Linked DNA regions of Homo sapiens: region 2 is linked to region 1. A link is an interaction called in ENCODE POLR2A ChIA-PET data of the cell type or tissue named here. Cell type or tissue: OCI-LY7. All regions are shown on one strand.

Region 1 (8,000 bases):
GGTCAGGAATTCCAGACCAGCCTGGCCAACATAGCAAAACCCCATCTCTACGAAAAATACAAAAATTAGACAGGCCTGGTGGTGGGTACCTGTAATCCCAGCTACTAGTGAGGCTGAAGCAGGAGAATCACTTGAACCCAGGAGGCGGAGGTTGCAGTGAGCCCAGAACAAGCCACTGCCCTCCAGCCTGGGCGATAGAGCAAGACTCCATCTTAAAAAAAAACAAAAAACAAACAAAAAAAACCACACAATAGTTTTCTCACACTGTAGCAATAAACACCTAGAAATTTAAATAAGAAACATTTTCATTCAGCATGCAGACAAAAACTATGAAACACTTAGAAATAAATTTGGCTGGGCGCAATGGCTCATGCCTGTAATCCTAGCACTTTGGGAGGCGGAGTGGGTGAATCACCTGAGGTCAGGAGTTCGAGATCAGCCTGGCCAACATGGCAAAACCCCATCTCTACTAAAAATACAAAAATTAGCCAGGCATGGTGGCGGGTGCCTATAATCCCAGCTACTTGGAGGCTGAGGCAGGAGAATCGCTTGAACCCGGGGGGGCAGATGTTGCAGTGAGCTGAGATGGCGCCACTACCCTCCAGTCTGGGTGACAGAGCAAGACGCCATCTCAAAAAAAAAAAAAGAAAAAAAAAGAAAAAGAAAAAGAAAAAGAAAAAGTTGCCGGGCATGGTGGCTCACGCATGTAATCCCAGCACTTTGGAAGGCTGAGGCGTGCAGTTCACCTGAGGTCAGGAGTTTGAGACCAGCCTGACCAACATGGTGAAACCCCGTCTCTGCTAAAAATACAAAAATTAGCCAGGCATGGTGGCGGGCACCTGTAATCCCAGCTACATGGGAGGCTGAGGCAGGAGAATGGCATGAACCCAGGAGGCAGAGGTTGTAGTGAGCTGAGATCGTGCCACTGCACTCCAGCCTGGGCGACAGAGCGAGACTCTGTCTCAAAAAAAAAAAAAAAAAAAAAACACAAAAGTCAAAATCCCCCAATTATGATATAAATTGAATACAATTCCAATTAAAATTTCAGTAAGATTTTTTTCTTGGAGAGGTTGTGTTAGGCATTGAATAGTTTCCCCCAAAAAACCTATGTTGAAGTCCTAACCCCAGTACCTGTGAGTGTGACCTTACTTCTTTGAAGATATAATTAAGATATCATTTAAGATGAGGTTATACTGGATGAGAGTGGACCCATAATCTAATATGACCGGTATCCTTAGAAGAAAAGGACTGCAGCACTATTCGCAATAGCAAAGACATGGAATCAACCTCAATGCCCATCAGTGATAGACTGGATAAAGAAAATGTGCTACATATAGACCATGGAATACCATGCAGCCATAAAAAGGAATGATATCATGTCCTTTGCAGGGACATGGATGGAGCTAGAAGTCATTATCCTTAGCAAACTAATGCAGGAACAGAAAACCAAATACTGCATATTCTCACAAATGGGAGCTAAATGATGAGAACACATGGACACATAGAGGGGAACAACACACATTGGGGTCTGGCCAAGGGTGGAGGGTGGGAGGAAGGAGACGATCAGAAAAAATAACTAGGCTGGCCACGGTGGCTCATGCCTGTAATCCCAGCTACTCGGGAGGCTGAGACAGGAGAATCACTTGAACCCGGGAGGCGGAGGTTGCAGTGATCCGAGATGGCACCATTGCACTCCAGCCTGGGCAACAAGAGTGAAACTCTGTCTCAAAAAAAAAAAAAAAACAAAAAAGAAAAAATAACTAATGGATACTAGCTTAATACCTGGGTGATGAAATTAATAATCTGTAAAACAAACCCCCGTGACACAAGTTTACCTGTATAACAAAGCTGCACATGTACCCCTGAACTTAAAATAAATGTTTTTGTTTTGTTTTGTTTTTTTAAAAAAAGAGGAGGGCCCGGCCCAGTGGCTCACACCTGTAATCTCAGCACTGTGGGAGGCTGAGACAAGTAGATCACTTGAACTCAGGTATTCGAGACTAGCCTAGGCAACATGGTAAACTGCTCTCTCTACTAAAAATACAAAACATTAGCCGGGCTTGGTGGCATGAGCCTGAAGTCCCAGCTTCTTGGGAGGCTGACGTAGGAGGATCACTTGAGCCTGGGGAGGAGGAGGTTGCAGTGAGCTGAGACTGTGCCACTGCACTCCAGCCTGGGCCACAGAATGAGACCCTGTCTCAAAAATAAAAAAAGAAGAGGCACAGTGAGGAGAGAGCCATGTGACCCCAGGGCAGGTGCTGGAGTGATGAGCCTACACCCAAAAAGTGCCAAGAGCTGCCAGCAACACCAGCAGCGAAGAGAAAGGCAGAGAAACATTCTCCCCAAGAGCCTGTGGAGGGAGAACATGGCCCTGCTAATCGTTTGATTTGAGACTTCTGGCCTCCAGAACCGTGAGAGGATACATGTCTGTTGTTGTTGGGGTTTTTTGTTTTGTTTTTTTGAGATAGAGTCTCGCTCTCACTGCAACCTCCGCCTCACAGGTTCAAGCGGTTCTCCTGCCTCAGCATTCCGAGTAGCTGGAATGGCAGCCGTGCGCCACCACCATGCCCGGCTAATTTTTTTTGTATTTTTAGCAGAGACAGGGTTTCACCGTTTTGGCCAGGCTGGTCTTGAACTCCTGACCTCAGATGATCTGCCCACCTCAGCCTCCCAAAGTGCTGGGATTACAGGCGTGAGCCACTGCGCCTGGCTACGTGTCTGTTGTTTCAAGCCACCCAGTTTGTGGTACTTTAGGGTTACAGCAGCTGTAGGAATCTAGTAGAGGATAGAATTAAATAACTGTTGAATGAATGAAGTTAAATTCCTGATTTCATTGGGCAGATATAAATTTTCCTTGCCAGAAAAGAGGATACAGTTGGCAAATCTTCCCCAAACCACAAAAAATAAAAATAAAATTAAAAAAACCTGATCAGAGGGGATTATCAGCATTCTGACCTGGGCTTGGAGTGGGATCCTCACTTCTTCCACAGGATAACTGTAAAAACTGCCGCAAGATTTGCATCTTGGTGGGACCAGCAAGTTTCAGGAATTCATTCCCAGAAACAGTGGCTCCTCCTGCCCCGACTTCCTCAGCCACCGCCAACACACCCATTTCCACCTTGTGTTCCAACACCTCCCTTTTATGTGAACGATTCAGAGAAAGATAAAGTTGATTATGTGATTCTCAAAGCAGAGGGAGCTGTGGCCAAGAAGAATGCAGTGTCTCACGGCCACACCAAAGGATTTTTCCTACCTGGAAATTACGAGGTCTTTCTTCTTCCTGAACTTACCTTGCCCTTGTTTCCCAGAGGCCTAAATCAAGGGAGCAGGTGTGTTTCCAATCACTCATTCACCAGCTGTGAGCAGGGCATACAACCAGTGGTAAGTCAGACAAAACTTAGTGCCTGCATTGAGCATCCAGTGCACCGAAGAGTCCAGTGCACTGAAGAGGGACACAGATTTTCTGTAAATAAACAAGATAATATCCTAATGTGATCAATGTGGAGAAAGTCAGGTGGTGTGATTAAGAATGAGTAGGGGCGGCTGGGCGCGGTGGCTCATGCCTGTAATCCCAGCACTTTGGGAGGCCAAGGTGGGTGGATCACCTGAGGTCAGGATTTCGAGACCAACCTGGCCAACATGGTGAAACGCCATCTCTACTAAAAATACAAAAATTAGCTGGGCGTGGTGGCAGGCGCCTGTAATCCCAGGTACTCGGGAGGCTGAGGCAGGGAGAATTGCTTGAACTCAGGAGGTGGAGGTTGCAGTGAGCCAAGATTGTGCCACTGCACTCCAGCCTGGGTGACACAGCAAGACTCCATCTTAAAAAAAAAAAAGAATGAGTAGGGGCCAGGCATGGTGGCTCACGCCTGTAATCCCAGCATGTTGGGATTTTGTGAGACCTTGCCTTTACAAAAAACAGAAAAAATTAGCTGGGGGTGATGGTTCAGCCCTGTGGTCCAAGCTGCTCGGGAGGCTGAGATGGCAGGAGCACTTGAGCCTAGGAGGTTGAGGCTGCAGTGAGCTGTGAACACACCACTGCACTCCAGCCTGGGCAACACAACGAGACTCTGTCTCCAAATAAACATGCTCATCACCTTAAAAAGAACCTCAAGGCCATTAGCCCTTCCTCTCCTAAGCTCTTGGTAATCACCATTCTACTTGTCAGCTCTATGGATTTGCCTCTTCTGGACATTTCACACACAGGGAATCATATAATATGTGGCTTTTGTGTCTGTTGCAGGTACCAGTACTTCATTTTTTTTTTGAGACGGAGTCTCACTGTCGCCCAGGTTGGAGTGCAGTGGCACAATCCCGGCTCACTGCAACCTCCGCCTCCTGGGTTCAAGCGATTCTCCTGCCTCAGCCTCCGGAGTAGCTGGGATTACAGGCGTGTGCCACCACGCCCAGCTAATTTTGTGTATTTAGTAGAGACGGGGTTTCACCATGTTAGCCAGGCTGAGCTCGAACTCCCGACCTCAGGTAATCCACCCACCTCCCACTCCCAAAGTGCTGGGATTACAGGCGTGAGCCACCGCGCCTCGCCCTCCCACTCATTCTTTTCTTTTCTTTTTTTTCTTTTTTTTTTTTTTAGACAGGGTCTTGCTCTGTCACCCAGGCTGGAATGCAGTGGTAGATCACAGCTCACTGCAGCCTCCATCTCCTGGGCTTAAATGATCTTCCCGCCTTAGCCTCCTGAGTAGCTGGGACTCCAAGAGGGCACCATCACACTCGGCTAATTTTTTTTTTAAATAGAGACAGGCTTTCACCATGTTGCCAGGCTGGTCTCGAGCTCCTGAGCTCAAGCAATCGTCTTGCCTCGGCTTCTCAAAGTGCTGGGATTACAGGCGTAAGCCACCGCACCTGGCCCACACAGTGCTTGAATAATTATTCTGGCAGTGTCTCACACGTCCAAAGAAGTATGGAGTTCTAGGGAAAGTTCATGTTTGGCAAATGAATGACTGGTTGCTGAATGAAGACTAATGTTGGATTTCTAAATACTGGCAAGCTTTGCACTCTGAGGGAATTTTTGCCTTTCTTTTTTTGAGATGGAGTCTTGCTCTGTCACCAGGCTGGAGTGCAGTGGCAAAATCTTGGCTCACTGCAACCTCTGCCTCCCGAGCTCAAACCATCTTTCCACATCAGCCTCTTGAGTAGCTGGGACCACAGGTGCACACCAAAACATCTGGCTAAGTTTTGTATTTTTTGTAGAGACAGGGTCTCACTTATGTTGCCCAGGCTAGTCTCGAACTCCTGGACTGAAGCCATCCACCCACCTCAGCCTCCCAAAGTGCTGGGATTACAGGCATGAGCCACCATGCCTGGCCTGAATTTTTGTCTTATAAGAGATGATCTTGCACCATCAAAAAAGGTTAAAGGATGTTCAGTCTATTCTGTCAAAAAGGCAGGAGAATACATAGCACGGTTCATAAGACTAAAATTTTAAAATTCTTTATCGAAGGGATTTTGTTTCCTTGGGTGTCCACAGCACCTTTTTTGGTGTGATAATGAAGGATTGTTCCTAAGCACCTGGTACTTGCCAGGCTCCATGCTAAGGGTTTCAAGAGTAAATACTTCACTGAATCCTCTCAATGATCCTGCTCTATTCGAAAAGCACTTTGCGATGAGATTCAGAGAGGTTAAGGGACCTACTTAAGGTAACACAGCTGGTAAGAAGCAGCTGTGGTTTAGGAAGGCAGGACTTCCAGCTTCCAGCTTCTATGCCTTCTCCACTGCCTCACACTGTCACACTCAATGGCTGACTCCTCATCTATGCGTTGACAAAGCCCTGGTGCCTCCAGAAAGCTGGCCTGGAGTGGAGAGTTAAGTGTCTGGGAGCCTTCCCTCCTGAATGCGACATTTCTCTCCACGTTGCATGGAATGGCACCAAAACTTTTTTTTCTTTAAGACGGAGTCTACTCTGTCTGACACAGTGGTTCACGCCTGTAATCCCAGCACTTTGGGAGGCCAAGACAGGCGAATCACGTTAGGCCAGGAGTTCAAGACCAGCTTGGCCAACATGGTGAAACCGCTTCTCTACTAAAACTACAAAAATTAGCCAGGCATGGTGGCGCATGCCTGTAGTTCCAGCTACTCGGGAGGCTGAGGCAGGAGGATTGCTTGAGCCCAGGAGGTGGAGGTTGCAGTAAACTGAGATCATGCCACTGCACTCCAGCCTGGGTGACAGAGCAAGACTCAGTCTCAAAAAACAAAAAACAAAACAAAAAAAACAAAGATGATCAGGTCCCTGATATAAAATTGTGTAGTATTTGCGCATAACTTACACATATCCTCCTGTGTACTTTAAATGATCTCTAGATTACTTATAAATGTAAATGCTATGTAAGTAATTGTAGTTTAAATAGTTTAAAACAATATGCTACATTGTTTTAAGATTTTTATTATTTTTTATTGCTGTACTGGCTTTTTCTTTCTTTTTTTTTTTTTAGAGACAGAAGGCTCTGTCTCCTAGGCTGGAGTGCAATGGTGCGATCTCGGCTCACTGCAACCTCTGCCTCCGGGGTTCCAGCGATTCTCCTGCCTCAGCCTCCCAAGTAGCTGGGATTACAGGCACCCGCCACCATGCCCAGCTAATTTTTGTATTTTTAGGAGAGACAGGGTTTCACTATGTATTGGCCAGGATGGTCTTGAACTCCTGACCTCAAGTGATCCCCCCGCCTCGGCCTCCCAAAGTGCTATGATTACAGGCATGAGGCACCGCACTCGGCCGTATTGGGTTTTAAAAATATTTTTTATTTGAGGTTGGTTGAAGTCGAAGGCCTGAAACCCATGGATACGGAGGGCCAACTGAATCTGTTGTTTAAGCCACCTGGTGACCTGAAATGATATTTTGTTACAGCAACCTGAACAGACTAACACAACCTTTGTTAGATGATGATTTGAGAATATTTTCTTCCATTCCCTCAGTTGTTTTTTCACTTTCTTTCCATTTCCTTTGAAGCACAAAAGTTTTTCATTTTGATGAAGTCCAATATCTATTTTTTCCTTTTTGATTTCTTGTGCTTTTTGTTGCATTGCTTTGGAATAAGAAAAAAACAGGGGGGGAACATTTTATGAAAAAAAAACAGGCCCAGACATACTGCAGCCTATTCATGCAGTGACATTCCTGTCCACGGGGAGCTAACACTCAGTCAGCATTCCCATGGGGTTGACTCCTCCATTCGTCTTCCTCTCTGGCCTTTTTCCAGGTTGCAGGAGAAGTCTTTCATGTTCTGATGAGCCAGATGGCACAACAAACAGCTTTGAATTTAAGTGGGATGAGTCATCACTTAAATGTACTTAGAAATTCTAAAATTAGTCCAGTGTAAGCCATTTCTGCTTTCTGTTTTCAGTTTCTCTGACTGGATGTGCCAACAGTGTTTGCTGACTGTAGAGTAAACCCCAACACTGGCAGATGGTGGTTGTGCTGCTTGAAGTGGAGATGGGCAAACCCTGCCCGATCTAGAAAAACGTGTACCATGTGTGTTTTTAATAGCAAAACATCGGGGAAACCTAGACATCCACCAGTAGGGAACTGGTTAAATTATGATACATGTAAACCAGAATAATAACAGCCAAATATATTGAGGGTAGAGAGTTGAATATGTTAAGCAGGAAAAACTTTTCCTCTACCATCTTCAGTTCGGTACCTGGGATCTGCAAATTAAAGTAACAAAAGACAGATTAACAGGAGAAAAAGCATATAATTTTTGTTAATATTTACATGCATGAGAATTTATAGAAAAGAAGTAAAACTCAAAGAAATGGTTAGATTCAGGCTTATATAACTTTTATTTTTGACACAGAGTCTTGCTCTGTTGCCCAGGCTACAGTGCAGTGGTGTGATCTCAGCTCACTGCAACCTCTGCCTCCCATGCTCAAGCCATTCTCCTGCCTCAGCCTCCGGAGTAGCTGGGACTACAGGCACCGCCAACACGCCCGGCTAATTTTTGTATTTTTAGTAGAGATAGGGTTTCACCATGTTGGCCAGGCTGGTCTCA
Region 2 (8,000 bases), 500 kb before region 1:
GAGGCAAATCTCAAGACTTCACAGCCCTGCTCACCCGCACCCCACCCACTTCCCCATTGCCTCTGTCCTGAGATGGTTCCTTTCTAATATTCTGAAAAAGAGTTTGTGTCTCCCAGCATTACATTTATACAGGCATACCTTCTTTATTGCAATTTGCTTTATTGCATTTTTTACAGATTGAAGGTTTTGTGGCAACTCTGCCTCCAGCAAGGTTCATGGTGCCATTTTTCCAACAGCAGGTGCTCACCTGGTGTCTCTGTGTTGCATTTTGGCAGTTCTCACAATAGAGCTAATCATTTCATTATTATTATATTTGTTATCGTGATCTGTGGTCAGTGATCTTTGATGTTACTATTGCAGTGTTTTGGGGCACCACGAACTGTGCCCGTATAAGACAGTGAACTTAATTGATAAATGTGTGTGCCCTAACTGCTCCACTGGCCATTCCCCCATCTCCTCCCTCTCCTCATGCCTCCCTATTCCCTGAGATGCAACAATGTTAAATTGGGCCAATTAAGAAACCTACATTGGCCTCCAAGTGTTCAAGTGAAAGGAAGAGTCGCATGTCTCTCACTTTATTATTTATTTATGTATTTTTTGAAACAGGGTCTCTCTCTGTGGTCCAGGCTGGAGTGCAGTGGTGCAATTATGGCTTACTGCAGCCTGGAACTCCTGGCCTCAAATGATCCTCCCACCTCAGCCTCCTGAGTAGCTGGGGCTACAGGCAAGCACCACCATGCCCGGCTAATTTTTTAAAAAAATCTTTTTTTTAGTAGAGATGAAATCTCACTAGGTTGCCCAGGCTGGTCTTGAACTCCCGGGCTCAAGCAATTCTCATACCTCAGCCTCCCAAAGTTTTCTCAATTTAAATCAAGAGCTAGAAATGATTAAGCTTAGTGAGAAAGGCATGTCAAAAGCTGAGACAGGTCAAACGCTAAGCCTCTTGTGGTAAACAGTTAGCCAAGTTGTAAATGTAAAGGAAAAGTTCTCGAAGGAAATGAACTTTTCCGTGAACACATGTATAAAAAGAAAGTGAAACAGCCTTATTGCTGATATGGAGAAAGTTTGAGTAGTCTGGGTAGAAGATCAACCATACATAACATTCTGTTAAGCCCAAGGATTGCTAATTCAGAGCAAGACTCTAGCTCTCTTCAATTCTGTGAAGGTTGACAGAGGTGAGGAAGCTGCAGAGGAAAAGTTGGAAGCTAGCAGAGGTTGGTTTATGAGGTTTAAGGAAAGAAGCCATTTCTGTAACATAAAAGTGTAAGGTAAAGGAGCAAGTGCTGATGGAGAGGCAGCAGCAAGTTCTCCAGAAGATCCAGCTAAGATCACTGGGGAAGGTGGCCACACTAAAAAACAGATTTTCAATGCAGATGGAACAGCATTCCATTGGAAGATGCCATCTAGAACTTTCATAGCTAGAAAGGAGAACTCAATTCCTGTGTTCCAAGCTTCAAAGGACAGGCTGACTCTCTTTTTAGGGGCTAATGCAGCTGTTGATTTTGCACTGAAGACAATGCTTATTTACCGTTCTGAAAATCATATGGCCCTTAAGAATTATGCTAAATCTATTCTGCCTGTGCTCTAGCAATGGAACAACAAAGCCTGGATGACCATACCTCTGTTTACAGCTTGGTTTACTGAATATTTCCAGGCCACTGTTGAAACCAATTGCAGGGAAAAAAGGTTTTTTTCACAATATTTGTTCATTCGCAGTGCACCCGGTCACCCAAGTGCTCTGATGGAGACGCACAAGGAGATAAATGATGTTTTCATGCCTGCTAACACAACATCCATTCTGCAGCCCATGGATCAAGGAGTAATTTTGATTTTCAAGTCGTCTTGTTTAAAAAACACATTTCATAAGGCTATACCTGCCATGTATGGTGATTCCTTGGATGGATCTTGGCAAAGTAAATTGAAAACCTTTTAGAAAGGAATCACCACTTTAGATGTCATTAAGAACATTTATGATTGATGGGAGGTCAAAATATCCACATTAACAAGAGTTTGGAAGAAGCTGATCACAGTCCTCATGGGTGACTCTGAGGGGTTCAAGATTTCAGCAGAGGAAGCAATTGCAGATATGATGGAAATAGCAAGAGAACTGGAATTAGGAGTGGAGCCTGAAGATGCGACCAAATTGCCGCAATCTCATGATGAAATTTGAACAGCTGAGGAGTTGCTTCTTATAGATAAGCAAAAAAAAAAAAAAGGGGGGGGGATTTTTTGAGGCTGGGTGAGATAGCTCATGCCTGTAATCCCAGCATTTTGGGAGGCTGAGGTGTGTGGATCGCCTGAGGTCAGGAGTTCAAGACCAGCCTGGACAAAGTGGTGAAACCCCATCTCTAATAAAAATACGAAAATTAGCGGGGTGTGGTGGTGCACGCCTGTAATCCCAGCTACTCGGAGGCTGAGGCAGGAGAATCACTTGAACTTGGGAGGTGAGGGTTGCAGTGAGTGGAGATTGCTCCAGTGTACACTGTACTCCAGCCTAGGTGACAGAGCGAGATTCTGTCTTTAAAAAAAAAAAAAAAAAGGTGGTTTCTTGATATAGAATCTACTCCTGGTGAAGATGCTGCAAACATTGTGGAAATGACAACAAAAGATTGAGGATAGTGGATCAACTCATTTGATAATGCAGCAGCAGGGTTAGAGAAGATTGACTCCAATTTTGAAAGAAGTTCTATGTGGATAAAATGCTATCCAACAGCACTGCATGCTACAGAGAAATATTTTGTGAAAGGAAGGGTCAATCAATGTGGCCAACTTTGTCGTTGTCTTGAGGAAATTGCCACAGTGGCCCCAACCTTCAGCAACTGCCACCCTGATCAGTCGGCAGCCACCAATATTGAGGCAAGACTCTTCACCAGCAAAAAGATTGTCTGGAAGCTCAGACCATTGTTAGCATTTTTTAGCAGTAAAGTAGTTTAAAATTGGCCCGGCAGGGTGGCTCGCGCCTATAATCCCATCACTTTGGGAGGCCAAGGCCGGTGGATCACTTGAGGTCAGGAGGTCAAGACTGGCCTGGCCAACTTGGTGAAACCCTGTCTCTACTAAAAATACAAAAAAACGGGTTGGGCGCAGTAGTGGGTGCCTGTTACTTGGGAGGCTGAGGCAGGAGAATCGCTTGAACCTGGGAAACAGAAGTTGCAGTGAGCTGAGATTGCGCCACTGCACTCCAGTCTGGGTGATAGAGTGAGACTCGGTCTCAATAATAATAACAATAATAATTTTAAAAACAAATTAATTAAATTAAGGTATGTACATTGTCTTTTTAGACATAATGCTATTACACACTTAGACTATAGCCTGGTGTGAATATAACTTTTTATGCGCTGGGAAACCAAAAATTGCTCATGACTCACTTTAGTGCCATATTCACTTTATAGCTGTGGTCTGGAGCCAAACTCACAGTATCTCCAAGGTGTGCCTATACTTTAAACAGCCAGGAGAGAATCCACAACTACAGACACACCAGAGTGCAGAGGACTTGAGTCATCCTTTCTTCCCACAAGACAAAAGAGCAGATGGACCGTCAGACCCGCTCATTGACCGTGCACCTGGTCACCCAAGAGCTGTTTGGAAAGAGGTGGCTGGGAGAGGTCAAACCCCATGTCTCTCTTTTTAAAAATCCTCACATCTTTGACTCCTACGCAGGGGATCCTACTCTAATCCAGAGATTTTTTCAAATGCCACAAGCAGAAACGTGTCGTGTAACACTGTTGACCCTAAGAAGGAAGAGAAACAGTGAATAAGGAATTAAGAAAAACCAGGACAAAGTAAATGTGTCTGTCCAAGCACTGTGACCTTGACATAGACCCCAGATTCAGATCAGGGCTCCAGCCCTTGCCTTTTGCTTTTTGGGTACATCAGTTTCCTCTCAGGAGTCTTTGTTCCCTTAAAAGAGTAAGAGCAGTAAGTGCCCCCAGAAGGTTGCTGTGAGGTTTAAATGAAATGAACTGCTTTGGGATATCAAATCCAGGCAAAAAAAAAAAAAAAAAAAATTAACTGCGGAGTCCCATGTCCAGGGTCTGGTATGCAGCCTGGCTCCATAAATACCAGTTACTACTGAGTAATAAACATGGAAACCACAATATATTTAAATCAATCAAATGAAGCCTGGTTTATCCTGAGTCTCCACGTAGTAAAAATTGGTTCCAATATAATTTAGCCCACATCAGAAGTCAGATTTGAAATAAGTATTACGGGGAAACTACAAATTACATTTTTAAAGATTGGTCTATAATTATAGGCTTAATTAATTACACAAGGGATTTGTTCTTGAAAAGGTGTGTAAAATGTGTCCCATTTTGCACCAGAGAGATGGCCCATTGGAAGGAACCCTGTCATTCCTACAGATCTGTGAACCTTGGAGTTTCCACACCTTAGGTTTTTATTAAAAGGAAGGCCACCTGCTGTTAGTTGGACATTCAAGATATACTGTTTAAAAACAAAAAACCAAAAACAAAGAAGTACGTGTTCTCTGGATGAAGAAAGTTAACCCAAACAGAAGAGGGTGGATTTAGAATTACAAGTTTATGCCTTCATGTTCCCTCTCCCAGGTATAAACATCAGTTCAGGTCTTGGTGTGAACTCTTCCAGACTTTCTTCTACACGTGTACAAATATCTGCAACCAGTAGATCTGTTTTTTTGACTTGCAATTATCCTCTATATTCCATGCTGCAACCTGCTTTCTTCACTGACCAATATATCCCACCTGTTCAGCACCCATTCTCGCGAATGCCTGCTGAGCATTCAGTAAGAAGAGTGTTACGTTTTAAGAAATTTCAGTTCTGCTTTATAGCTTTCCGGTCTCAAAAATTGGTGAACAAAGGTAAGCAAGACAGGACAGTCTAACATAAAGGTCTGCTGCCCCCGAGTTCCCCAATCCCCCTCTGCAGAGGGCCTGCTGTTTACGGGTGTGTGTGGCCCTGCACTCTGCGTACACGAGCACATGATTACCCATCTCCAGTTCTGTTTTGTTTCTAAACCCACTTGGGATTATGCTACATAGACTTCCTTGCACCTTGTGCCAAGAACAAGAGGAAAATTCAGCCCAAGTGGGAATGATCTTAAACAAAAGCAACTTTAAAAAATAAATACCTCTAAAGTGAGATTCTCCCATGAGGGTACTGACTGTTTATTTTCGGTTGGGTGTAAAACTCTTGCCCCGTGGCTGCTGGTGGTTTTCTGTAGGTTGGACCGATTCTAAGTCTTTCCTGAGAAGGGTGGTGTTCAGCCTTCCCTGAGAAGACACCAGCACTCTCTAACCCCTTTGCAGGCAGTTACAGGTTTTCCTTCCCCATCCCTGGAAATGAGGCTGTCTGTGGAAAGCAATGGTGGAGATTGAAGGGCGAACCCATCCCAGTTCTGAGACAGGAGAATCGCTTGAACCTGGGAGGCGGAGGTTGCAGTGAGCCGATTTCGCACCACTGCACTCCAGCCTGGGTGACAGAGCGAGACTCTGTCTCAAAAAAAAAAAAAAAAAAATTGTCTCACAGCCTGGGAACCCCCTCAGTCCCAGGCAAACGAGGACGGTTGGTCACGATGGGTAGAGAACCGCCCGCAATTGGTTCTTGGGAGTTCTGCCAATGCCCAGAAGGTTAGGTCAGCTACTGGAATGCTCTCCCTGGAAGGCGGGCGTCGGGGCAGACAGTGGACCTCTGTTGGGGGCGCATTCCCTAGCCTTGTTTGTTGAGCTGCCTTGATGCTGGCGGGAAGCTGTGTCCACACAGCAGGCAGCAGGGTTATCCCGAACACTCTTTGTGCTCACAACAGACTGGGTTGTGTTTGCGACTGGCATTCAGCTGGTGACGAAATGGCAAGCCGAGATACTGGTGTGGCGCCTGACGTTTTGGCCTCAGCTGTGAGAGCCAGAGAGCCGGAACCCTGAACCCCCTTCTCTAGAACTTTCTCCTCCAGGTCAGGCCGGCTGACCTCCGATTCTGTGTGGGTTGTGGGCCCTGAGATCCCAGACCCCTGGGTTGAGACCTGGCTCATCCCCAAAGGAATACACCCCGAATGTGGGAGAAGGCGCTGGCTGTGGGAGCGCAGGCCGGGACTTGATCAGGTTTCGCCCTCACCCGAGGCACTCATGAAATGATTTGGTGCAACCCTCCACCTTCACCCCCTCTTCACGTGGCCTGGCCCCAGCACCTCTAGGGAGGTTGGGAGATGTGGGTGGTGATAGCAGACAAGGAGGGCTGAGTGGGGGGCCCAGGGACCCCTCGCTTGGCCGCCCCCGCAGCCACCCAGTCTCAAACATCTTTCAACCTCAGTGGGTTTCACTGTGTTTGGTGAATCATCTCTCTTCCCGCTTGACAAGTGATACACACATTTCATCAGATAATCCCATGAGGTGCAGTTATTTTATTTTCCTGTTTATAATCAGAGGATTATAAACAGGAAACAGCCCCACCCCTCACTCTGGGTCAAATCCTGCTGATTTTATTTGTCACCCACATTGTTTAAAAATTTTTTTTAGTAGCTGCGAAAGCAGCGTTTAAAAACGAAGAGATCACACTCTACAATCTAGATTGCCTGATGCTCTTTAAAACAAACAAACAAACAAAAAAAAAAACAACAAGAAATTGGGATCAGTAGGTCTGGTTCCAACAATCAGCCAGAGTGATGAGCAGAGGCTCCTGGAGACAGGCACAGGCATGGACCCTCCAGGTTGCCGCAATCCCCACCACTCCCTGCTGTCACACCTGGCTCCGTAGGGATTGGTGGCTGAGACCCTGCCCTTTACCACCATTGAGCAGAATGAATTTCCTGTCTGCTCCTAGGTGTTTGCAGGCAAAGTAGCTACACTTTGTACCGTGTGTGACTGTGGGTTACCTATCCAATATCTCCCCTCCCTCCCTCCTTCGTTTCCTCCTTTCTTTCTTTCAGTTAAATGACTTTATCTCTGGAATCCCTGCAGGTAGAGCTGGCTCATGAGATGTAAGGCAGGGTCATTGCATGGGGCTGCTCTGTAGGCTTCTTAAAGTCAAGTTGGCTCAGCTGAGAAGTGCGCCCTTTCTCTCATTGCCAATTCCCTTGCTTCTTTCTCCTGCCTGGAATAAGTTATGATGGCTGGAGCTCCAGCAGCCATTCTGGACGACGAGGAGACCTACGACTCTAAGAAATCTCATGCTAAGAATGAAAAGCAGAAAAACAGAAGGAGCCTGGGTTCTCAGTGACTATGTGCCCTTGCCAGCCCAGGTTTGCTCTTCTCTAGACATCTTTTAGATGAAAAGGAAATAGGTACCCCTTGTTTAAGTCACTTATTTAAGTTCTCTTTTATATGCAATCAAATGGAATTCTAACAACATACTTTTTACCTTCATTTCCTTTCTTTAAGAAAGTAATTTGCAATACTACTTTAGGTGTTTATCAGGGCTGTAACTTTGCTGTGTGGACTTGGGCATCCAAAAATTCGTATAGAAATCAGTGCCCAGAATCAAGCTGATCCTGGGATTTTATATATATATATATCTGAACACAATACATATATATATATCTGAACACTATATATATATATATATCTGAACACTATATATATATATCTCTGAACACGATATATATATATCTGAACACTATATATATATATGAACACTATATATATATATATCTGAACACGATATATATATATATCTGAACATGATTATTTCATCAGACAATCCACTAAGAGGTTAAAAGAAGAAAGCCTGCAGTGGAAGTGTACTCTTTCTTAAGAGTGCTAGATTGTTTTCTTAAGGTTCTACATTTACCATGGGAGTTTTGGGGTTCTGGTGCTCTTTTTCCCTTGAATTTTTTCTTAGGGCTGTGTAGTCTTTCTCACAGGAGCCCAGAACTTAGGTTTTATCCTCAGGCTTAAGCAACCCAAATATTAAGATTGAATTTTTCATTTGAAAATTGAAAATTTCATTTCTAATTTTTCTTGGAATATTTAGACACAGAAAAGAAACTTTTCCCTAGTCCCTACACCAGTGCGCAACAATAGAAGTTTCTG

The links. ChIA-PET counts read pairs that join two places held together with the same protein. Peaks named below come from ENCODE experiments on the same cell type or tissue, not always from the same donor. Only the 100,000 strongest peaks of a DNase experiment are listed, where the experiment ranks them.
Region 2: POLR2A ChIA-PET joins it to region 1 with 5 read pairs; 4 of 35 experiments call an interaction of 5 or more read pairs at or near these places.

Annotation. Positions count from the first base shown.
Region 1 is chr20:56,554,344-56,562,343 of GRCh38, reverse strand. It overlaps LOC124904971 (a long non-coding RNA gene), which reads right to left. Exons shown (of 2, transcript XR_007067758.1): 2 at 6,733-7,656. Among named protein-coding and RNA genes, the nearest start is that of LINC01716, 19 kb to the left of the region's middle. RefSeq lists an enhancer at 7,459-7,508. In OCI-LY7, no CTCF peak of the experiment used is centred here; a DNase peak (open chromatin) is centred at 7,323; H3K4me3 peaks cover 806 bases; H3K27ac peaks cover 849 bases.
Region 2 is chr20:57,052,339-57,060,338 of GRCh38, reverse strand. No RefSeq gene overlaps it. Among named protein-coding and RNA genes, the nearest start is that of BMP7-AS1, 160 kb to the left of the region's middle. In OCI-LY7, no CTCF peak of the experiment used is centred here; a DNase peak (open chromatin) is centred at 4,788.